3 separate regions of the Homo sapiens genome follow, and all the other regions are linked to region 1. Evidence: chromatin loops called from intact Hi-C (ENCODE). Cell type or tissue: A673. All regions are shown on one strand.

What was found. Hi-C counts contacts between places; a loop is a spot of excess contacts. Peaks named below come from ENCODE experiments on the same cell type or tissue, not always from the same donor. Only the 100,000 strongest peaks of a DNase experiment are listed, where the experiment ranks them.
Region 2: a loop joins it to region 1, with 2.9 times the contacts of the local background. A loop is called at or near these places in 4 of 110 quality-filtered maps.
Region 3: it touches region 1 in a loop (7-fold over the local background); 47 of 110 quality-filtered maps call a loop at or near these places.

Annotation. Positions count from the first base shown.
Region 1 is chr11:41,457,734-41,465,733 of GRCh38, forward strand. It overlaps LRRC4C (leucine rich repeat containing 4C), which reads right to left and starts at 1,919. Exons shown (of 7, transcript NM_001258419.2): 1 at 1,698-1,919. In A673, a CTCF peak has its summit at 3,540 (motif pointing right); no DNase peak of the experiment used is centred here; H3K27me3 peaks cover 2,823 bases.
Region 2 is chr11:41,608,832-41,616,831 of GRCh38, forward strand. The region is part of intron 2 of LINC02741 (long intergenic non-protein coding RNA 2741); the gene reads right to left. Among named protein-coding and RNA genes, the nearest start is that of LINC02741, 100 kb to the right of the region's middle. In A673, a CTCF peak has its summit at 3,763; no DNase peak of the experiment used is centred here.
Region 3 is chr11:42,520,637-42,528,636 of GRCh38, forward strand. No RefSeq gene overlaps it. Among named protein-coding and RNA genes, the nearest start is that of LINC02740, 270 kb to the left of the region's middle. RefSeq lists an enhancer at 5,873-6,373. In A673, CTCF peaks have their summits at 4,193 and 4,392; a DNase peak (open chromatin) is centred at 4,165.

The sequences.
Region 1 (8,000 bases):
AATTATACTGACAGGAGTCTTCCCATGGTAATTTTTACCAAGAGCTCTGCCTGGAGTACCAGGTACAAGGTTGCTCCAGGGGTGGAGGAGGGGCAGCTTCTCACAGTTGTCCTCTTTTACCTACTTCTCTAAAATCATCATGCAAAAAATATTAGATAGATGAAAGGCTAGGATAGCCTAGGGTAATACCAGAGTATAATCTCTTCTTTAAGTTTTTTGTTTGTTTGTTTGTTTGCTTGTTTTCTTTTTGTAACTCCTTTTTTTAAAAACAAATATATATATATAATCAACGTTTTGAGTATGATGCCTGACATCTCTCAACTTGGGTGCTCTCATAAATCTTTGACCCAGGCAACGTAGCCTCTGAATAAATCTATTATGTTACAATTTGCATCTTCTTTCTATACATAGACATCAACAGCTGGAGAGAATCACTTAGGTATGCTCTTCTCTACCTAGTTAACACACCTGTCATCTCTTCCATGAACGTGTCCACAGTAACAGTTCAAGTTGGCTAACAGTCCATGAACTAACACTATTCTCTTAAGGATAAACCATCCACATGCACTGGCAGATGAAGAGTAAGATTCTGTTGCCTTCATGTGAGGTCTCAGCATTTTAGAAACCTATTTACAAGTGATTCTTACTCCTGGGGTGAAGCTAATTGATGCCAATGCAGAGATAAAAATACTAAAAGACACAGGAACACAGACGTTATCACAATGAAATGATATTTTGCTTTAATTAAATAACTTTGGGATTGAAACAGGTAAAATATTGTCTGCGTTTCACTTTGAAGGAAAAGCGTGGTGGGGGGGAGGGGGGCGGGTGAAGAAAGGCACAGTTAACTACCAGGAAACTAAAGAGACTGAGTTAGGCAAGATGTTTGACTAAAGTCACCTGAATTCCTCATGCCACTTGCTTTTACAGCCAAGAATAGACAATTAAGAGCAATTTTCAAGCACATTCCCTTCTCGGGGGACCATGTAGGGTAAGAGGATGTTCCAAAATGAGCGACACTAGTCTTAATCAGGGGACACTGCATTCCAAAAGGTTAATGAGATGCAATAGCGAGAGAATCAGTGCAAAAAGAGAGAGGTTCAAAATACTAAACAATTTCCACTTTGTTCTCATTTGCTCCAATTAAGAGCTGGTGAAGCAGCTTTTCTGTATTCCACGCATTCGCTACTCTCTAGAGCAGATATAACTATTCAAGAAGAAAAAAATAGAGCTATGGGGAGGGGGAAGTCTACTATTAAGTTATCGTGAAAGTCCGGATTACATCCCCACCTCCCCAGCCCCCAGTCTCTGAGCAGATACACTTTGCCTCTAACTCAGAGCCTCTGCCAGTCGCTTTTCTGATTAATGTTTTTCCTCAAATTTAGAGAGTATTGCAAGGCAGGAGAAAGGCGGAATTATTTTTTTCCATATTTCATATATTCAGAATTCCCTGTGAAAATGTTAGATAAACAAGAGAGGTACAAAAATGGTAAGAGGAATGGGGGGATGGTTATACAAATGGAAATAACCTCCTTGGCATAAAAAATAGCCCCAAAATGCCACACACTGAGTTCTTCTGAGCATTCCAATCTCTAAAAATGAGCATATAAACTGCATATACATTTCCGAAAACAAGCAGGAAAACACAAACATTGCAAGACAACAAGAACTGAGATCTGAGGAGTCCCGTGACTTACCTTCTTTATGGATCCTCAAAGTTCACCAAGGAAAATTTACAATCCTCTAGCTTGCCGTGCACTACTCTATTTTCTTTTCTTCTTTTTATTTTTTTTTAAGTCATATCGGAGAAAAATAATCAGTTTTCAAAGGTTCCATGTATCTGATCTTCCAGCACCAGCAAAAACGTGTCCAAGAGACTCCGCCAAAAAGTAAGCCAAAAACTCATCAAAGGCAAAAGCAGAAGGGGGAGTAGGGAAGCAAGGAGGTGGCGAAAGGCGGGGGGTGGGGGCTACAGACAGTGAGCCCAAGTGCCTAGAGAATATTGTCACGTTGTTGAAATCTCCTACTGTACGAAATACCTGCTTTGGTTGTCACACTAACACATACACACACACGGACACTCACACATTCTCTTTCATGCAAAGCAGGCACCCACACTCACAAACACACACAAACACACGCACTCACACAAACCAGTGTAATGAAAACTGTCAGTAGTAACCTCCAAGAGCTGCTGTGTGCTGCAGATGGTACGGCTCGCTGTTACCTTCCCAGATCTGTGAAGGATCAAATGAACATCCAAAATCAGGGGGGCCCCAGGACTAGGTAGATTCCGGATCCCTCTCCCCCAGGCAGATGCATCAAGCCAGTAGCAGGTCAATCAGCAGAGGTGTCTGCTTGCAGGGTGCCCCGGATTATGGCAAGGTTATTAATCTCGAAGTGCTGCATCCCCCCACCCCCAACATTCGGCAGCCTGCATTGAGATGATTGCCAGAGCTGTGTCTGTCCCTGTTCTACTGCATTTGCTCAGCCCTCTGATGCTGCAAGTGAGACACGGTGGAGGCAAGAATACTAATAAGGTGGTTAGCTACAGTTTCTTCAAGGCAGTCGGCATGCAGTACAGTAAATGTGTACTTCCCAGTGCTCCGTGTGTGAGCCTGCGTGTCTGCAGGGAGGGCAGTGAATCCATCTCCGGCCAGAAGACGAAATGTTTTGTATCCTGCCTGGGAGAACTATATCATCATCGGAATCATCACTGTCCTGCAACGGCGTTGTCTGTGACAGTATTTTGCTTGGGATAAAGAAGGGGGGTTAATGGTTTAGAAGCCTAGAACTGGCATTTAAAAGAGAAAAAAAAAAAATGTCTGGGGAGACAAATTAGCTTTATAAATAGGATCCAAGGAGACCGAGGAAAATTTTAACATGCTGCTTCCCTGGCTGTTAAATGGAAATACAAAGCAATTTCAAAAACCAGCTCCAGACTATAAAGCTTGGAGCTGGCAACAAGTATCTGAATTTGACTGATGGGACTATAGATAAATGGATTCCTGGTAATATAAAAAGTTTGCTCATGCATTCTGCTTCACAGCCATGGATCCGATGTATATAGCAATTTAGGTACAGTTCATTCATTTTTAAACATGAATTTAGACTTGACACCTGCACAGTTTTACTTTAATGTACACTTTTAAATCACATAGCTATGAAATTGTAGAGAACATCTGTGTGGGACAGTGTCACTAGAGGGATTGGTTGACAATTGTCCATCGTAAGCATTATAATATATAACATTTTTGCCTGAAACGAGCTTAAAGTTTTCAGAAAAAAAGTATACATCTCTTTTAGTACCAAGCAATGAAATTAAAATACATGTGTAATATGCTAAATAAGTTATCAGCCTCTAGAGGGCTAAATTTTCTGCTTCTATGATTCAGTTTCATATTAAAATACCTTTTCATTAGTTCAGAACACTCACTATATTCTTTAAGTTGAATTAAATTGCTATTATCTGGAAAAGTATTGGACAGTTGGAGAAGGTAGATAAAGGTGAGTTATAGTGCAGTGTAATACCAGGTATTGCCAGCAGATGTCACAAAAGAAAACACAGGTAAAATAATTCTTCCAAGAACGGCAAGAATTTAATCTTATTTAGTAAACACAGATCTTAATAAAATTGATGGGACTAATATGAAAAAATTGAATTTTTACAAAATTTTAAGGTGCAAAGAAGAACTTAGAGAATAACTTACATTTTATATTTTTCCAAATATCCCTCTCAAATCACCATTTTTCATAACTCTGGTAGATTTTCTATGATTAATATTGGAAAAAACACTGTGCCACTAACTAAGATTAGACTTGCATATAATACTATTTCTATTAGTGATTTTATTTTGTTCTATAAAGTATAGCATCAACATATTGTATGTAATATAGCAGCTACTAGATTAAACTACAAAACAGTTTGTAAATTGGATGAATACAATTAGTCTATAAAAATTAGTTTGAAAGAATTATTCATGTTTAGGAGTCAAACATTAAAAAAGGCAACACATATGTAGAATGTACAAAGACTCTTGACTGGTCTTTATCAATTCTATTTATGTTAATGTGTGAAATGTTTAAAAGACTCTAGCATGTCATCTTAGCCTTCAGTTACTTAAATATAACTAATGGGTACATACCACCTCGCAGCACTAATTGGCAAAATTGTCAGTAAAATGTAGTGTTAAAAACTGGCCTTTGGAATTTAGATAGATCTAGGTTCAAATTTTAATTTTTCCTTATATAGGGTGATTAGTCTCTACAAGTCATACATCTTTGTCTTTTATTGGGGTGGGGGTGCACTTTGTCTCTCTCTCTTTTTTTTTATATTTTTAATTTTAAAAAAATGTCTTTGAAATCAGGTTGCTATGTCACTTGAAAGCAGGACACTAATATGTACCCAGTAGGATTATTGTTAAGACTGGAATGAATTAATATTTATTATGTGCTTACCATATCTCCTGACACATAGTAAGTGATCTATCAGTGCTACAAATGTCTTATAAATAAAGTAGATACTTGATTTGTACTATGTGTCTGGCTTTGTGGACCACCAAGTTAAAGAAGATAAATGATTTAATCAATCCTTTCGGTGTTGAAGATGTGTTTTTAAATTTATTTTTACAAAGAGTTGGTTTGATCTTGTTTTTGTAAACCTATAGTTATGTAACATTTGCCACTTTTTAAAAGTTTATTATATGCATCCCAGTCAGCCCTCTGTATCCATGGTCCCACATTCATAAAATATTTTTTAAAAATAACGATGCAATAATAAAAAGAATACAAATTTTAAAAAGCAATATAACAAGTATTTACATAGTATTTACATTGTATTAGGCATTATAAGTTATGTAGAGATGATTTATGAAGGATGTGCATAAGTTATATGCAAATACTACACCATTTGATATAAGGTATTTGAGCAATCATGGATTTTGATACACAGAGGGGTCCTGGAACCAATTCCCCATGAATACCTAGGAATGACTGTATATGCATTCTTGCTTTATATATGTGTCCTAAGACTCAACAGGAAAGGGAAATCACTTTCTTGATTGTATGATATCTTGACTCAAACAGGATATTTGGAAGGAAGTTTAATAGCAAACACTCCTTCCTCACCAAGACTTACTTTGAAGCCAATAGTGTCACCAAACACTAAGGTATTGGTATTTAAAAAAGACCTCTGTGCTTATTTTATGTCCCCCCAAATTTATATGTTGAAGCCCTAATCCCTAATGCTATGATATTTGGAAGTGGGGTGATGAGATTCAAGAAAAACTATTCCAAAATATGTCACTTCGACATTTAAGAAAATGACAGAAGCAGAAAGGTCACTCTCGCTTTCCTCTTCCCTTCTCCCCTGAAACTGGCCATAAAATCTAGCTAGTCTTACTAAAGTAAGGTCATAAAACCTTTGTTTCAGCAGGGCCCTCCCCATACGCTGAAAAAAGAGAAATTCTTGTCCTTGCAAACACAGAGATGCCAAGAAGAATCTGAACAAATGGGCCTCACTAAGTTCTCTCCAATTTATTACCTTTAAATCTTACCATTTTCTCTAATTGTTCTTCTATATGACTGTATACCATTCATCAAATATAAGCATAAATATACATAAATTTCCGTCTATTTGGGTCTTCATTTCTGAAGGATCCCATGTCACCTGAAACGTATTAAATACATTTGTATGTTTTCATCTTGTTAATCTTTTATTTGATATAAGGACCTCAGCCATAAACTTTGTGATGAGGGGGGAAAAGATACTACTTTTTCTTTCCTACAAGGGCCTTTGGGAGTTAATTAGGTCATGAGGGTGGAGCCCTCTTAAGTAGGATTAGTGCCCTCTTAATAAGAGATGTGAGAGAGAAAATCTCTCTCTTTGCCATGTTAGAATGCAACAAGAAGGTGTCAATTCATAAACCAGGAAGAGAACCTGGTTTTTCATTTGGCCTCTTGTTTATACCATGGTTTATTTATAAGTGTGTTATTTAATTTCCAAATATTTGGGAATTTTCCATTTATCTTTCTGTTATGGATTTCTCATATTAATTCCATTGTGATCAGAGATCACTCTTTGTATGAATTGATTTCTGTTAAATTTATTAAGATTTGCCTTGTGACCCAAAATATGGCATAACTTGGTAAATGTTCCTTGTGGTCTTAAATATAATGTATGTTCCGCTGTGGTTAAGTGAAGCAGTCTATAAATGTCAATTACAACAAGTTGGTGGGTAATGTGGTTTAGTGTCTCTATACTCTTAAATGATTTTCTATCACTATATTATCAAAATCCTTCACTGTAATTGTAGATTTATCAGTTTTACCTGGTTTTGAAGCTCTGTTACTAGACACATATATGTTGAGGATTAAATACTCATTATGAAATCATTATGAAATGACCTTCTTTTTCACCAGTAATTTTTTTAACAAAATTTACTTTATCTGGCATTGATTCAGCCACATCAATTTTTTTTGGATTACTAGTAGCAGCCTATCTCTTTTTGCATCTTTTTACTTTCAACCTATGTGCACCTTTATTTAAAGTTTCTTTTGATCAATGTATAGTTATGTCTTACTTTTTTACACAATATTACAATACCTGATAATTAGGAATGATTAGATCATTTGAGTTTGTTGTAATTACTGATAAAGCTGGATTGAAATCTGCTGTCCAGCCACTTCTGCTTATGTGTTTGACCTACCCTTTGTTTACTTCTTTTTCTACTTTTGTTAGGATTGAATATTTTTAAAATGTCATTTCATCTCATTCATTGGTTTATTTGGTGGTTTCCTTCCTTCCTTCCTTCTTTTTTTTTTTTTTTTTTTTTTTTTTTTTGACATACTCCCAGGCTGGAGTGCAGTGGCATTATCTCAGCTCACGGCAACCTTTTACCTCCTGAGTTCAAGTAATTCTTGTGCCTCAGCCACCCAAGTAGCTGAAATTACAGGCCATCAAACCCGGCTAATTTTTGTATTTTTAGTAGAGACAGGGTTTTACCATGTTGGCCAAGCTGGTCTCGAACGCTTGACCTCAAGTGATCCACCCGCCTCGGCCTCCCAAAGTGCTGGGATTACAGGAGTGAGTCACCGCATCAGGCCTATTCTTTTCTTTCTTTAGGGGGGAAGGTTGCTGTAGGATTTACAGTATATACCTTTAAGTTATAGCCTACCTTCCAGTAATATAATACCATTTCATGTAGAATGTAAGTATGCAACAATATTTATCAAGTTCCCCTCTTCCAGACTTTGTGTATTATTGTCATATGTCTTACTTCCACATTTGTTATGAACCCAATAGTATATTGATATTATTTTTCTTTAGTCGTATGCCTTACTTCCACATTTGTTATGAACCCAATAATATATTGATATTATTTCTCTTTAGTCAATTGACCTTTTAAGATGACTTAAAAATAAGAAAAAGAATTGATATTTACTGACATATCATTATTACAATTCCCTATGTTCTTCATTCATAGCTATACATATAGATTCCATCTGTTATCATGTTTCTTCTAGCTGAAGGACCTCCTTTAACATACTTTGGAACTGCTGGTGATGAATTTTTTCAGCTTTTGTGTGTCTGAAAAAGTTTTGGTCCATTGTCTTCTTGCTTCCATTATTAAAAAAAAAAAAAAGGCTGGGTGCAGCGTAATCCCAACACTTTGGGATCCTGAGGCAGGTGGATCACGAGGTCAGGAGTTTGAGACTAGCTTGGCAAACATGGTGAAACTCCGACTCTATCTGCTACTGTTCCTCTGTACATAATGGTTCTTTTTACACTGAGGATGTTTTGATTTTTTTTCTTTTTCTCTGCATTTTTTAAGTAATTTAATGATGCTTTCTGCAGGTTTATATTACTTAGATTTTAATGAGCTTCCTGAATCTTTGAGTTTATAATTTCTATCAACATTTAAAAAAATTTAGACATTATTTCTTCATATCATTTACCTGTCCCTATTCCGTGTTTTTGATGACTGCAATTTACATGCATA
Region 2 (8,000 bases), 150 kb after region 1:
TGGCTTTTATTATTTTTCAATTGAATTTTTACTTGAATGTTCCCAAAGTCAGAAAGCAAATTGGATTATACAGTAAAAATTATCATGTCCATCCATATCTCCTCCTCATATGCTTTTATTTCTTGTGTATAGTTCCAGATACATTTTATGGAAATACGAACAGCTAAAACTATACAATCTTTTCCTCTTTTTATACAAATAGTGGTATATAAAACACACTATATAACACTTTTATGTTTAACCAGTTTTAAGTGATTTAGAATGTCTCAAAATGTTTGCCTTTACAAATAATGTTGCAATAAATAACTTTGTTACATGTAATTTTGAGCTTATGCAAGTATAGCTCTAGAATAAAATTAGGAAGTCTAATTGTAGAATTAAAATACATGAACAATTATAAATCCAGTAAATATTGCCAGAGTACCCCCTTTTTATTTATTTCAAAAATTTACACTCTCACTAGCAGCGAATGAGAGTGTCTTCAATACTTTGGGTCTCCAAATCCCACAGATAAAATTGGTGAGGTTTTCATTCTCTTCCTGAATGTGTTTCTCAACTTGAAGATAAATGAAAACTCTTCCATGTCCCCAATAAAAACAAAAACATACAACTTCAATAACAAAAGGAAGAATGATTCTTCCTTTTGTTAGGAAAAAAGATATAAAAGAAAGACATAAATAAAGTGGATTCCAGCAGAATTTTATTTCAGTTACAAATCCAGAAGATAATATTTGTTAAGTGTTTTGTTTTGTGAAAATTCTGCTGATGACTAATGTTACCAAAGGTGAAAGTGAGGATGACAAAAATCGATTAATATAGCCAGAAATTCCTTATGTTATGTTTTTTGCATGCCACAACCACAAATGGTTTTCTTTGAGTCACATTTGGTTTCATCTATTTATCCAAAATGTTGAAATATCCACATATTAAAGAGCTACAAAATGAATGTATGTGGCAAGACTTCTTGCATCTAGCAATGGTAAAACAAAAGACTCTTTCTGATTTTGAGAATCCACTTATTATGATCCAAGTAACAATTAGGCAGGAAAAAATTCACAGTGAAATAATTAAGAACAATTATCACATTATTGAGTTTCTAGAGGTATTTCAGTTTCAGCTAATTGATTCCAAACCAGCTGTGAATAAAACGGATGTGCTTGTAACCAACTAAACATTTCCAGTGCTTCCAAGAAGCTAACTCTAGTAGTCTAAAATATCACTTTAGGAATGTACAAAAATAAGAAGAAAGGTAAATTATGAGAGGTTGTTTTGTTGTTGTTGTTGTTTGGTGTTTTTGTTGTTGTTGTAGATGAAGAGGGTAATTCTGACCAGTAATATGCACAATTATCACCTAAGGGCTTGGTTAAAATGGAAATTCTGATTCAGTAATTCTGCAGTGAGGCCTGAAATTCTGCCTTTTAAGGAAACTGCAGGGTGATGTCAATGCTACTGGCTCATGAACCACATACAGGTATAGAGACGAGAAATATGAACCAAGTTGGTAACACTTTAATCCCTATATCAGACATTGAGTGTATTATGGTGTTATAACCTCTTGCTGCATGCATGAAGTTCATGGATAATAAGTTCAACTATAATCTATGCTATTTTCATAAGAAGAACAGAAAAATAAAACAACTTTAACACCTCTCCCTATTATTAGAAAAGCATCAGAGAGAAAATTCACAGCATCTTCCTGTGAAAAGAATAATACTTGTTAGTGATTATATTAGTTTGGTGAGGCTGCCATAAGAAAGTATTATGTTGGTGCAAAAGGAATTGTGTTTTTTGCCATTACTTTTAATAGACTGGGTTGTTAAACAACAGAAGTTTTCCTATAGTTCTGGGCTAGAAGTTCAAAATCAAGTTCTCAGCAGCTTTAATTTTTTCTGAGGCCTTTGAAAAAATAATTTTCTAGGCCTCTCTTTATGGTTTATAGATGCTGTTTTCTTTTGTTGTCTCTTCACATCATCTTTTTTCTATGTATATGTCTGTGTCCAAATTTCACCTTTTTATAAGGACATCAGTCATGTTGATTACTTCTGTAAAGGCCCTATCTCCAAATATGGTCACATTTTCAAGTATTGGGGTTTAGGACTTTAACTTATGAATTTTATTTATTTTATTTTATTTTATTTTTTGAGATGGAGTATTGCTCTGTCGCCCAGGCTGGAGTGCAGTGGCACAATCTCGGCTCACTGCAAGCTCTGCCTTCCGGGTTCACGCCATTCTCCTGCCTCAGCCTCCCGAGTTGCTGGGACTACAGGCGACCACCACCATGCCCAGATAATTGTTGTATTTTTAGTAGAGATGGGGTTTCACCATGTTGGGCAGGCTGGTCTTGAACTCCTGACCTCAGGTGATCCACCCACCTCGGCCTCCCAAAGTGCTGGGATTACAGGCGTGAGCCAATGTGCCCAGCCTAACTTTTGAAATTTGAGGTGAACACAGTTTTGCCTGTAACAGAATTTCCCCCAATTCTGTTTCATTCTGCCCAAATCTCTTACCTGTAAAATGGGAAAAGTATGCTATGGAAACAATGAAATAATTACATTCAGCAGGCATAAACGGCAGAAGAAGGCATCACTCACTCTTCCAGCTGATAAATTACAAGGGTATATATTAATTATATAGAGTAAATGTTGAAATTATCTTCCATTTAGTGGCTAGAAAGATAGTCAGGGACAAATTAAGTACATGAAACTACAAACATCTAGACCTACTTTTGCATCAAACTTCTATTACTCACTAGGTCTGTGACTTTTCACTCATTGTATGAATTCCTTAAGACATGTTCTTATCTGTGAAATGGGATTAAGTAGTTTCTGATAGGTATTTATTATCTTGTGTGATAGATTGTATTATTGTGCTCAATTGTATTAGGGTCTAGTCAGGACAAAAAACACATCAGTAATTTGAACATGAAAATTTTGGTATATCTAACCATAAACTGACATAAGGTGGTTAAATTGAAAAAAAAAAAAAAAACGATAAAAGAGGACTGTAAAGGGCACACACATAGCAAATGCAGGGAGCAGCTGCCACCAAAATGAGAGAGAACAAGGAAGTGACAAACTGCTTAGAAGACTGTCCCCTCAAGGGTGAGATTCAAATGCTTTGGAGAAGGTGTATCTACCTTACCACAGGAGTATGCATCCTGTTGGTCTGATTTGAAGCTTGTATGCAGAGAAACTTGCTGGGGGGTAAGACTGCAGCTAGCCAGTGGACCTCTGATGTGACTGCTACCATGCCTCCTATAGAATGAGCTTCTGACTGCTACCTTGTGGGGTGTGGGGAGCGGGGAGGGATAGCATTAGGAGATATACCTAATGTAAACGATGAGTTAATGGGTGCAGCACACCAACATGGCACATGTATGCATATGTAACAAACCTGCACATTGTGCACATGTACCCTATAACTTAAAGTATAATAAATAAATACATAAATAAATAAAATTTAAAACAGAAACATAAATAAAATAAAATTTAAAAATAAAAATAAAAAAACCCTCACTGGAACCATGATATGCTTGCCAGATAAAGCACAAGACATTCAGCTACACATGAATTAACCAATGAATAATTTTTAGTATGTCTCATACAATATTTGGGGTATATAGTATAACAAAATTATTAATTATTTATCCAAAGTTCAAATTTAACTGGGAATCCTTTATTTTGTTTGCTAAATCCTGCAACTTTAATCAGGAAGGAAAACCTTTGCTCCTGCTCTGGCTTTGCAGTGTCCCTCCAGCACCCTCTATTGACTAAAATTGAGCTGACTAAAGAGAAATGTTTACATGGTCCAGCTCCAGTATCACACGCCAAGGCAATAAAAAGAAGATTTGGGGCTGGGTCAATACATCAATGATTCCCCTCCTCCAACCTTTCCTGTTAGAAAAGTATAACTCACTTCCTCCTTAACAGGTGATTTGCTGTATCCACTCCACCACAGAATAATGAACATTCTCACTCCATTGATTTTGAGTTTGGCCATCTGATATGCATTGATTAATGGTATATGAGCAGATGTAATGTGTGCATCATTAAAGCAAAAGCTTTAAGAAGACTTGTGAATTTCCACAAGTTATTATTGTTTCCTTCTGTCAGGAAAATAGTATATCCCAAATAATAGCTATTTCTTCAGTTTAGATTCCAAAATGAGAAAACTCTTGGGGAAGAGATTTCACAGCTCACTCACAACTGCTAGCAAGTTATGCAAAAGAAAAGAAACGTTTGCTCTGGTAAGCAACTGAGATTTTTCCTGTTTTAAAAACTGCAACAAACTAATACACTTAACATATATAAAGCACTGGTTATAGTTCTTAGCATATCACTTAACTTTGAATTAGATAAACAACATGGCATATAAAAAGTAACATGCATTTTGAAAGAAGAAAGATTTGCATTCTAAATAAAGCTTTATTATATATTAATGTTAATGTAATAATACATCATAAAGAGAGCAGATAACGCAGAAAAAAAGAGAGAGAGCAGATAACCATGGAAGGATAGCAGGCTAGATAATAACACAATCAGATTATTGTAGAAAAATTACTCAAGTTCAGCAAACTTTTTCTCTGAATAGTCAAATAGTAAATATTTTAGGCTTTGTAGGACATATGGTGTCTGTTGCAATGACTAAACTTTGTCTCAGCAGTGCTAAAAGAACCACAGACAATATGGAATGAATAAGGGTGGCTGTGTTCCAATAATTATTTTTTTTCAAAAACAGGAGATGGGCTAACCACAGGTCATAGTTTGCCAGCTACTTTTCTGAAAAAACTATTCCACTCTTACCCCTTGACGTGTAGTTCCCTACTGAAATCCAGAGTAATCTATTTAAAATATAAAACAAATCAAATTTTATTCTGCTTAATAACCTCCTGGGTCTTTCCAACATACTTAGAACAAAATCAAGACCTTGTATCATGACCCCTAAGACCGAATAAATTCTGAGACCTGTTTAATTTTCCTAAGCCATTTTGAATGTTGCTCTCTCTGCAATAAATGACTTATGGTTTCTTGTTCTAGTCATCATTGTGGATGCCATTCTTGGTAGGCCCTGACTGTACTCACACAATTGCAACTTGTCAATTTCCTTCATGCTTCCTAGTGTGCCCCATACCTCCTGTCCTGGGCTTCTTTACTGATGCTGCCATGTGGGAAAACAAGACTCTCACTTGCTGCCAAAACATGCACATTCCAGGTGTGCAGGGGAGTAATATGTTGTGGTTTAAACACTTGATCAATGGGCAATGGTAGCTGGTGGGTAAATTTTCTCACTTCTTCTTGAGACAGTTTATATGATTTCTCAGAGAATTCCTAAAGAGCAAGCCAACAGTCACTCTTACCTGATAAGAGTTAGCTTGATAACATATCCTCATATTGGCTCTAGTGCCTATTAGGTTTCACCCTCCTTGTGCCTACTTCTGCTCTCCGGGTTTTTACTTTACAATAGTGGCACACAATCTTCACAGGGCAGGAGCATCACCATCGTGGACAAGCACCTCATTCTAAAGTTCACCTTAATCAAAAACTGCCTAAATCCAAAGGGCATGAGCCTAATGGCTAAGGTCAGCATAACAATAAACCAGAAATAACATCTTCAACCAGAAACATTCCAAACTCCTCCCTGACCAGAGACATGCTAGCCTCAAGATAATGTCCTTTGCTGGAAAGATGTCAGCCCCAAGATACCTTCCCCTCTGCCCAGAGACATTCCAACCCCATCATAAAACTTCTCCTCCACACAGAAACATTCCAAGCTTGTAATAAGCCTCCTTACCCTGAAACCAATATATACTCCTAGTCTGTAAGAGAAAGCACTCCTGACCAAAAAATATCAGCCAGAAGCCCCTCTCAGGTTTTTAATCTAAAATAAACCTGTCTTTGACTGTCAAGCCACGTTTCGTGTTTCTTTCCTTTTTCTTAACTCTTACAAACGTTTGTCTAGGGCCTGGCATTTGGGAGCACAGACTGAGGTACTACATCTCACTCTTGCTTCTCTAGCCACACCACCCTTTTGTTTTTACTGGAACTTGGAAGCTTGTTCTTATCCTAGGGCCTTTGCACTTACTGTTCTGTCTGCACCCAGGTCTTTGCATGGATGGCTATTTTATGTCATTCAGACCTCAGCTCAAATATCCTCACCTCAGAAAAGCATCCCCTGGTTAAATCCAGACAAATGAAATCTAAACAAACACTCTGCTATTCTATATATATTACCAGGTTTAATTATTTTCATAGCTCTTAGTACTATAAAAATTCTGATTGCTGCATTTAGTTGTTTTGTTATTCTCTCTCTTGCCACTGCCTTTGGTGAACCCCCAGGAGATTGTAAGCTCCATATGAAAGGAACTGTTGTCCACTATGCTTCCTGATGCACCCCTACATCTAGAAGAGTATCTAGACCTAAGAGGCACAGGGTACACATTGTTTAATGTTAATGAATAAATGGGAATTCAAACTAGGGAAGAGGCTGTGATTTGAAAACCTAGTTAACTAGAAGCCACTCTTATTAGTCAGCTGTATAACACATCCTCATGTTGGCTCAATCAGCTTCAGGGAATCATAATCAAAGGAAGAATGTAAAACAGGCAGAAAATTAAGTTAATCTTTGGAAAACAGAATGATTGTTTCTGAGATGGGCACAGGTACAGCTAGATCTACACTGAGTTCCCAAAATGGCCAGATAATATTTGGAATCCTAAAAGAGAGAGAGTTTTTTTTAAAAAGCTTTTAAGGAAATTGGGTCATCAATTGGAGTACCTAATTGGTAATCTGCATGATAAGAACCAATTGTGTTAGCCAATTGTGTTAACCCATTTGTACTGCAGTGAAAATGTGAATACAAGGAGAAAAAGTAGCTACATATGTAAAGTATTAAATCTTTCTGAATCAATTAAATGCATCCTGGTTCACATCTGGACATACTGGATAACTGGTTGTGAAATAAATCCAAGCATCTGATCACTTTCAGAGAAACACTTTTAAGAACTTATACTTTGTAAGTTCATATCCCTCTCACTTTGATGAGGGCTGAGTTATGTTCAGGTATCCACCATGACTTTGAGAAATGAAATTCTAGGAAAATGAGGATAATTAATTGCAACCCAAAGTGGCATAAGGGACTTTTCTTCCAAATCTGCTCCTGGGACCCATGTTTTATCTTAGGTTTAAATGATAGAGGATGATATAGAATGCAGATTGCCTATAACTTTTTTAATTTAACAAAATAAAAATCCAACAAAAATCAAAATCTTTTCATGTTGCCTCATTTTAGAATAGTTTACATTCTAACACTGGAAAATTGTCAGAGAGTCTGCCCCATTATCAATGAGATCATGTCTTTATCCTTTGATTCCTTATGTTCATCAAATTATACTGTTTTATCACATAATTGGCTTTAAGTTTAACATTGTGCCTGATACACAGCAGTCACTCAGTCCATGCTTCTAAAATCAAGAAGTCCTTATGCAGCTTTCGATTTGGTGCACCGTTGCTACTGTCTTAGGCTGTGCTTATTGCTACAACAAAGTTTTATAGACTGAGTAGCTTCTAAAGAACAGAAATTTATTTCTCACAGTTCTAGAGGTAGAAAGCCTAAGATTAAGGCACTGACAGATTTAATGTCTGACGAGGGCTCTATTTCTTTTTTTTTTTTTTTGAGATGGAGTCTTGCTCTGTCACCCAGGCTGGAGTGCAGTGGCATGATCTCGGCTCATTGCAACCTCTGCCTCCTTAGTTCAAGGGATTATCCTGCCTGAGCCTCCTGAGTAGTTGGGATTACAGGTGAGCACCACCACGCCTGGCTAATTTTTGTATTTTTAGTAGAGATGGGGTCTCACCATGTTGGTCAGACTGGTCTGGAACACCTGACCTCATGATCCGCCCACCTTGGCATCACAAAGTGCTGGGAATACAGGCATAAACCACTGTGCCTGGCCAGCTCTATTTCTTACAAATGACATCTTCTTGCTTTGTCCTCACATGGCA
Region 3 (8,000 bases), 1.1 Mb after region 1:
TGGGGTGGGGGGAGGTGGGAGGGTTAGCATTAGAAGATATACCTAGTGCTAAATGACGAGTTAGTGGGTGCAGCACACCAACATGGCACATGTATACATATGTAACAAACCTGCACGTTATGCACATGTACCCTAAAACTTAAAGTATAATAATAATAAAATTAAAAAAATAGCATAGTTTAAATAGGATTTTGGTACTATCTGTGATTTCAAGCCTCCACTTGGAGTCTTAGAATGTATCTCTGTGGATAAGTATGAACTACTGTGTGTGTGAGTGTGTGTGTGTGTGTACATATATATACATATATATGTGTGTGTGTATATATGTATATATGTTGGTATGAATGATGGTGTCTCGTCTCACACAGCTCTGGGGCACTTTGTTTTCCTCCATTCTGTTTTCTCTCTGATCTTCAGAATGCATAATCTCAATTGTCATATCTTCCAGTTCACTGATTCTTTAAACAGCTCAAATGTGCTGTTTAACCCCTCTAGTGATTTTTTTTTTTCTCTTCAATGATTATACTTTTCGCTCCAGAAATTCTATTTGGCTCTTTTTATTGTTTCTATCTATGGATATTCTTTAGTTAGAGAAGCATTTCTTACACTTTCCTTTATATGTTCAGATTGTTTTATCCTTTAACATATTTATAATAGATAATTTAAATTCACTATCGTAAGTAAAACATCTGAATTTCTTCAGGGACAATTTCTATTGTCTGCTTTTTATTTCTGTGTGAATAGGCCACACTTTCCTGTTTCTTCACATATCTATTAAATTTGTTTTTTAAAACTGGTTATTTTGAATAATATTTGAGGCAAGTCTGGAAAATCAGACCTACTCCCCCAAACCATGGTTTTTTATTATTGCTGTTTATTGTTGCTATTGTTGTTGTTGTTATTGTTGCTGCTGCTACTACTACTGTTTGTTTAAGGAATTTGTTTATCCAGTTCTGCAAACTCTATATACTTTGTTATGTTTTATCCCTGACTGGAGTCTCTGCTTGGTTAGCTCAGTGGTTAGCTAATGACTGAACAGAGATGTTCTTAAATATCTTGAATCGGTAAGTCCCCCATCATTTGCTATGGGGCTGTGTGTGTGTGGTAGAGCACAAAGTCAACACTGAATGTTTACTTCCTGCTTGCAGAGACCCTCAAGTTCAGCAAGAGGTGAAAGATTAAGGTCTTCTCAGGTTTTTGCTGCTGTTGTTTTTGCTGTTGTTTTAATCCAGAGGCCTCACAGCTACCAGGAGTTATGTATACAGTCCTGTACATGCACATGCCTTCTAAATTCCAGGAATATGTCAGAGCTTTCCAATGCCTTGTAGAAGCATCTCAATTCCAAGATTTTCCTTTAAAGTTTTTGGTCAGTCTCTTATTTGCCTCAACTGGCATCCCCACCCTACACAGTTGTAATGTTAAACAATTGGCCAATGATCCTCATCAAATGCCCTGGGAAAAGGACTTTTCCCACTGAATGATCTCTGAGTCAGATCAAACAAAGACAAACCTTGTAAGAAGAAGCTTTTCTAGGGAACTGTTGGGTGAGTCAAAGAGTGACAATTCCCTGGGGACAGGTCTTCTTGAGAAACATCCAACCTTTTCTGACCCCTGTAGTAACTATTAGGCATCTGGACTTTTTCGCTGCCATGGTTATAAGCCTGCTAGTTTTCCACACTGCTGGGGACCCGGAGATTAGGAGATTGGAATAGAATAAGTCGAAACACCACATTCTCACCGTTCTCACTAATCTCCAGCCATTTTTCTTAAACAGTCCTCAAATTTTTGCAAGCTTTTGGCTAATTTCCAGAGTTCTGAAAAAGTTTGACTTCAATAATTCTTGCCACTGTTGCTTTTATAAAGGAGTAGATTTTTGAAGGTCTTTACTTTGCCATTCAGGAATTTTTTTCTCCTAAATATTTTTTAACGCACTAGTCTAACCATTCAACTTTTTAAAAAAGATTATGCAAAAGCTTCTTTAATTTCTAGATAAGGTCCCAAAAATGACCTACAAGGTCTTGTGAAATCCATTCTTACCTACCCCTTAGACTTGCTGAGGCTCAGGAAATAACACCCCAAAGTATGGCACCTTGGTACACTGAGAAATTTGAACTGAAAAACATTAGAAGGTCATCAGAAGCAAAGTGTCTTTCTCACCTCCTGCCCTTCTTTTCTGCTGCTTTCCTTCCATTTCTAAGGCAAGCCCTAGAAACTAGAATCCCTCTTCCCCAAAGTGGGTCTTAGAAACCAGAATCCTTCTCCCCCAAAACCAGCCATAAAACCTAGAAATATTGCTCTAATCTTCCCCTGCTTTTCTGTATAAGACCCAGTTTTAAAGAAATGTTTTGAGTTACCTTGTCTGAAAGTAGATTATAAAACCATCATTCCAGAAGGGATCCTGCCCCATAACTGGGCGGAAGAAATGTCACAACAAGACCAAGAATGTTTCAAACAGATAGGCCTTGCTAGGTTTCCCCACTCAGTCTATTATTATTAGATCATTCCCTTTTTGTCCAATCATATTTCTACATGGCTGTACAATCTGGATTAATTAAATATGTTCTACTTTTCTCTTGTTAACTTGTCTTTTGTTATAGGAATACCAGCCATGACCCATAGGATGAAGAAAACAGGTACTACACTCTTTCCACCCCTACACCCTCAAACTCTATTATTCTCCCCCTAGGCCTCCTTCTGATACCTATAATAAGCCATCTTCCTACCGGCCATTTGCACAGTTTATTCTTTCTCTGACTCCCTCTTCCCACCATTCCTCTCATCAGGCCGATTCCTATCAACTCTCAGGTCTCCCTGTAAATGCCATTTCCTACGGGAGGCTTTTCTGACTCACAGGCAAGATTCAGTCTTCATCAAATGCTCTCATGGTACCCTGTGTTTCTCCTTCATAGCCTTTATCGTAACTGTAATGAAATGTAGTTTCTGTAAGTATTTGCTGAATATTAACAATTGTGATGGCAGAGATTTAATCGGGCTCAGAGGAAAATGGCAAATAAATGTTTATTGAAATGAATAAATGAGTGAGTGAATGAATGCAAGAATAGAAGAAATGCAATATGCAAATATCTGGCTACCAAAGTTGTTCTGTCTTGCAGAAAGTCAGTAAAGAGAGAGACGGACATCATTGAAGTACCACAAAAACCCCATACAGATAAAAGTCCCTCGTTTTGTACATGAGCATACCATCTTCAGGTGAGCAAGATTGTTTTGTACCAGCTGCCAATCCAGGCTGCAAATTGCATGAGAAAACTTTATCCATACCCAGGCAAGAGCCCCAGAAATTCTGTAATCATTTGCATTTAATGCAGCCCAGGAGCGTGTTTTTAAAAAGCTCTGTAAATAATTCTAACATGCAGTTAGGTTTGAGAACCACTATAGGTTAAAAAGTATCTTGTCTCAAGTCTGTTTCTGTCAATCCTCAGGAGTCCTTATAGCAAGGAAGTATAATAAGATTTGGGAAAATCTTATTAATGATCATCTTGAAAAATATAAAAGGGTAACTATGTCTTGTGTGTGGCTCTCAATCAAAAACTAAAGCAAAGGTAGTTTTCACATTTGATGTAACAGAAAAAGGTTGTTTCTGAGGAAGAGACAATATGTTTTCTGCTAATAAACTCCAGGGTGGCTTTGTGGCTGTCTTGATTAATCGGTGACGATGAAATAACCAGTGCTCAGGGATACATGAGACAGCAAAGGATTGTAAGTGACAATTTGCTGTTAAAATTCATCAGCCCCTGCAAAGTACCTTGATTAATAAAGTCACTGTGCCTGTCTCCACACTAAGGAGGGGGCCCCTATAGAAGAAAGGGAAAACAAATTTGCAAGGATGGTCTCGCTAAAGAGGTTCAGCACCCGTTTGCATTTAATCTCTCTGCTCTTGCATTAGTCAAGTACCTTCTCCCTCTCAATTGTTCACTAGTGCTGCCATTAATCACAGCCCACTGTAAAGGAAAGTAGGGAGGAGGTAGGGGAGACAGAAGTCTCCTTCTTGGCTTGTAGCTGGGGAGAATGATTGGTAGGCAGGGGACCCAGGAGGGGAACTGCTGGGTTATGACCAACCACAGGAACTTAAAATAGGGTTTGCAGAATTGAGCCTCAGCAGGCCACAGCTGGACGCTCTTCTGCCTGCCACAGCCACTATGAAGGTTCTTGGTGCAACATCGCCATCTACAGCTAACTGTAAGAACTGCTTTGAGGGAGTTGCTGAGCTCGGGAAACTGCCCTGAAATGAGATCAAGGTAACCCCAGAGGTTTTGCACTAGCCAGGGAAGTAGGACAACATTGGTTTTCGTGGCACAGGGCTACCTTCCTTGGTGTTTGGACCTACAGCTTGTTATCCTGCATGATGTTAAGCTAGTGCCAACGTAAGAATATCACGAATAATGGATTCCCATGAGATTTCATGAATGACCCATTTGTCCCTAGAGAAAACAAAACAAAACAAAAACAACAGCTTACCCAAGCTTAGAAGTCTACCCAGTCAGAGAAGTCTGCTGCACTGCATTAGACCTTTCTTTGAAAACGGTCTTTAAGGGTTTCTAAGAGCAGTTTTTTCTAAAATCAGTGATAAAATATTTCTAAACTCAATATAAGGAAAACTGTTTTAATGTCATATGGTTATATTTTTCAAGCACATTTTCCAAGTTGCTTTCTGATACATGAAGAATGAGAACCCAGTATTTGTACAACTCAAAACTCTAATATGTCAGAAATGGAAGGGTCTGTTGGGAGTGTCTATACTTCAATGTTTCTGCAGTGCCCTAGGAGTTTACAAATATGATCTCATTTAATACACACAAAAACCTGTGTATGTGCTGGTATCCCCATTGCATAGATGAGACTAATTCAGAGGAGAGGCCTTAAAGAATATCTAAGCAGATCTCTCAAGGTCCTACAGCCACAAAGTAGCCTCAACCTTTTGTTCTCCCAGTGAACATAACTAACTGCCCTCCCAGTCTCCATGAACCCTACCATTCCTCTATGAGGACAATGGGTTCAGTTCACCAGTAGAGGATATCATCTCAGCTCTGCTAATGTGAGCTGTGTGACTTTGAACAGGTCGCTTGATCTCTCTGAGACTTCTTTTTTTTCATCTGTACATTGACGAGATTGGATGAAAGAAAACAGTTTTGGGATGCCTGAATATAGATTGAAAACAAAGAAATACATTGAAGCTGGAGGTCTCTTAGGTCACAAATTGTAAGTGGCTCAGTTGCTGAATGAAATTCAAGTCAACTGGACTATTCTACTCTTGATGACAGTACGAGGCTGGTCATTAATGGACTTAGCCCCTCACCTGATTCATTTCTCTGCTTTGCTATGGGCAGGAGTCCAATAATTGACAGATTGAAGTGTTTTTACACCCTTGCCTTTAACATGCAGTAGAGGAGAGAGCTTGGGTTTTGAATTTGATATAGTAAAGAGCCTGTCTGCCTTTCTACCTCACTGGCATTCAAAGAATACTACCCCACATGAGTGCACATTGTCAACACATAGCCCATTCCTAAGAAGGTTATGCATCAGGACCAGGATACGAGGAACAACTACTCCCTGGAAACGTTTAAGCAAAGAAAAAAAGTATATTCCAGGAATATTAAATACGATTTTTTTACAGTCTTTTAATAAAGCCACCTTGGAATAGGACATGGTTGACAGCATTTCCCCAGACGGGGTGTTAAATATAGCATTCAAACCAGAAAATTACTCATTGATTTGCCCTGTGAAAAGATAAATGTCTATTCAACTGTGTTCTATCCCAGTGCAGACCTTATTGTTTTTTAGCAAAACAGTCTGAGTGAGTCTCCCTAATGAGGCAACACAGCATGAAAACGCTGCAAGCACATGGCACAGGACAGGACGAGAGCCCTTGCCAACCAAATGCAATACCCCAGAAGGCTGCCCACAGCTCCCGGAAGCAGGGTATGCATGCCAGCTCAACAAGGTGGCCCCACTACTCTAGACAACAAAAGAACAACAGCAGATACACTACCCTGGAGCAAATACACATGATAAATGAAAACTTGGTCTCAGGAGGGAGCAGAGATAAAAGCTTACAATTCACTGCCCCAAGAGCCTCTGAAATCACTACTGTTTTGGCTTTGGCTTAAAGACAGTTTTCATAATGACAGGTGACTGCCATCTGTAAGACCCTGCCAGACCGCATATGCCTAATAATGCTCTCTCATTTTATCCAGTGTTTTACAGCTCACATAGGGATACTGTGTGTCCAAGCTCATTTGATTCTCTTAACAACCCTATTAAACAGGTGGTAGAGGTACCCACTGCCCTGGCTGCATTTTTTTTTTCAGAGAGATGCTGTCAAGTATTATTATATCTTACATCTATTTATTCACTCAACAAGCATATATGGAGAGCCCACTCTGTTCTAGGCACTGGGAGGAGGTGGAGAAGCACAGAGAAGTAAGGGAGAAAGCAGAGGTGGGTCTAATACGGTCTACATGACAATGCTTTCAAGGAACTCCTAAATCTCAGGGGGATGCAGAGGGACTAACAGATAACTCTAACTCAGTATGGACAGAGCAGAGAAGGGGGGCGTTTCACAATTCCTAGGGGAATTGCAGAGGAGTGGTGACTTGACTTATAGGAGTTTCCTGAATTGCAAGAGGACTTATTTAACTTTACAATTCATTCTGATTCTTAAAAAAAAAATCGAAGAGTGATGCAATGATATGCACTTTGGGGTCATAGATCAGCTGACAACATTATGAGATATTTTATTATTGATTATTTTCCTGCGACTAACAACAAAACCACTAGGTAAGACAAGCAAGCTCTTTGCCTTTCTTTTACTGAAGCTCACAACAGTTGAATAGCTTGTTCCAGGTAACAGATCAGGAATTCGAATTTACTAGGAAATTGCTCCATACTGAGTTCTAATCTGCATTCTACTCCAGTGCCTCTCAAATTTAATGACTATACAAACCTCTTAGGGATTTTGCTAAATTACAGATTCGGGTTCAGAAAGCCCAAAGTGGGGGCTGGAATTCAGCATTTCTAACAAGCAGCCAAGTGATACAAATGCCGTTGGTGCATTTGTATCACTTGGCTCACTTTGACTAGCAAGGGTCCAGAGTGATGCCCTGGCCCTAAAAGTGGCTATTATCAAAAAGGGAGTAAAAGTCCGAGTACATGAATTCTAGCAATGGTGAATAGGTTTTGCAGAAATTAGGACAGAAAAAGGAGAAAATTAGGGGAAAACAATCTTGAAATTTAAGGACAGGCCAAAGGTTTTGAAGACCTAATACACCTGAAGGCCCTTAGACAAGGTCCAGCACTGTGGTGCCAAACCTGGAGTTCTCAAATCTCCAAGGTTCCAAGAAATCATCAGTGAGGATCCTTGAACTATTTTATATATTCAAAAAATAGCTATTTGAAATTGAATATTTACATAAACAAGGCCTCTTTTGTTAATGAAAACAAGGACTCATTAACCAGATTTACTACTGCTTTGTCTTTCTATTGTAGGCCTAATACTTATTATTATTATATATATACACATCTTTGATTAATTAAAAATAAGAAAACAAGAAAATAAGAAAACAAATTAGGTATTAATAAATTGCAGTTCAAGTAATCGAGGGAGACTAAAAGAAGGAATCCTTGGTAGGAAAAATGTTGAGAAATAATTCAAACCCCCTATTTTATGAGTTTTTAAAATTTTATTGTTTTGTCTTTGGGCTTTTTGTTGTTGCTGCATTGGTTTTGCATTAGCTTGTACCCATAAATATTAAGTAACTAAGCAAAGGTTTAAAAGTGAGATAATAGAAGAACCAGAAACAGATCCCAAATGTTCTAACTCGAAGCGATTAATAGTTGCCATTTACAAACAACCTATTATGTGCCAAGCACCTGCATTACTTATCACATTAAATCATCAAAAAAAAAAACTAAAAAGAAAGTAATTTTGTATTTATTTTACAGACCAAGAATCTGAGCCCCAGAAACATGCAGTAACCTGCCCA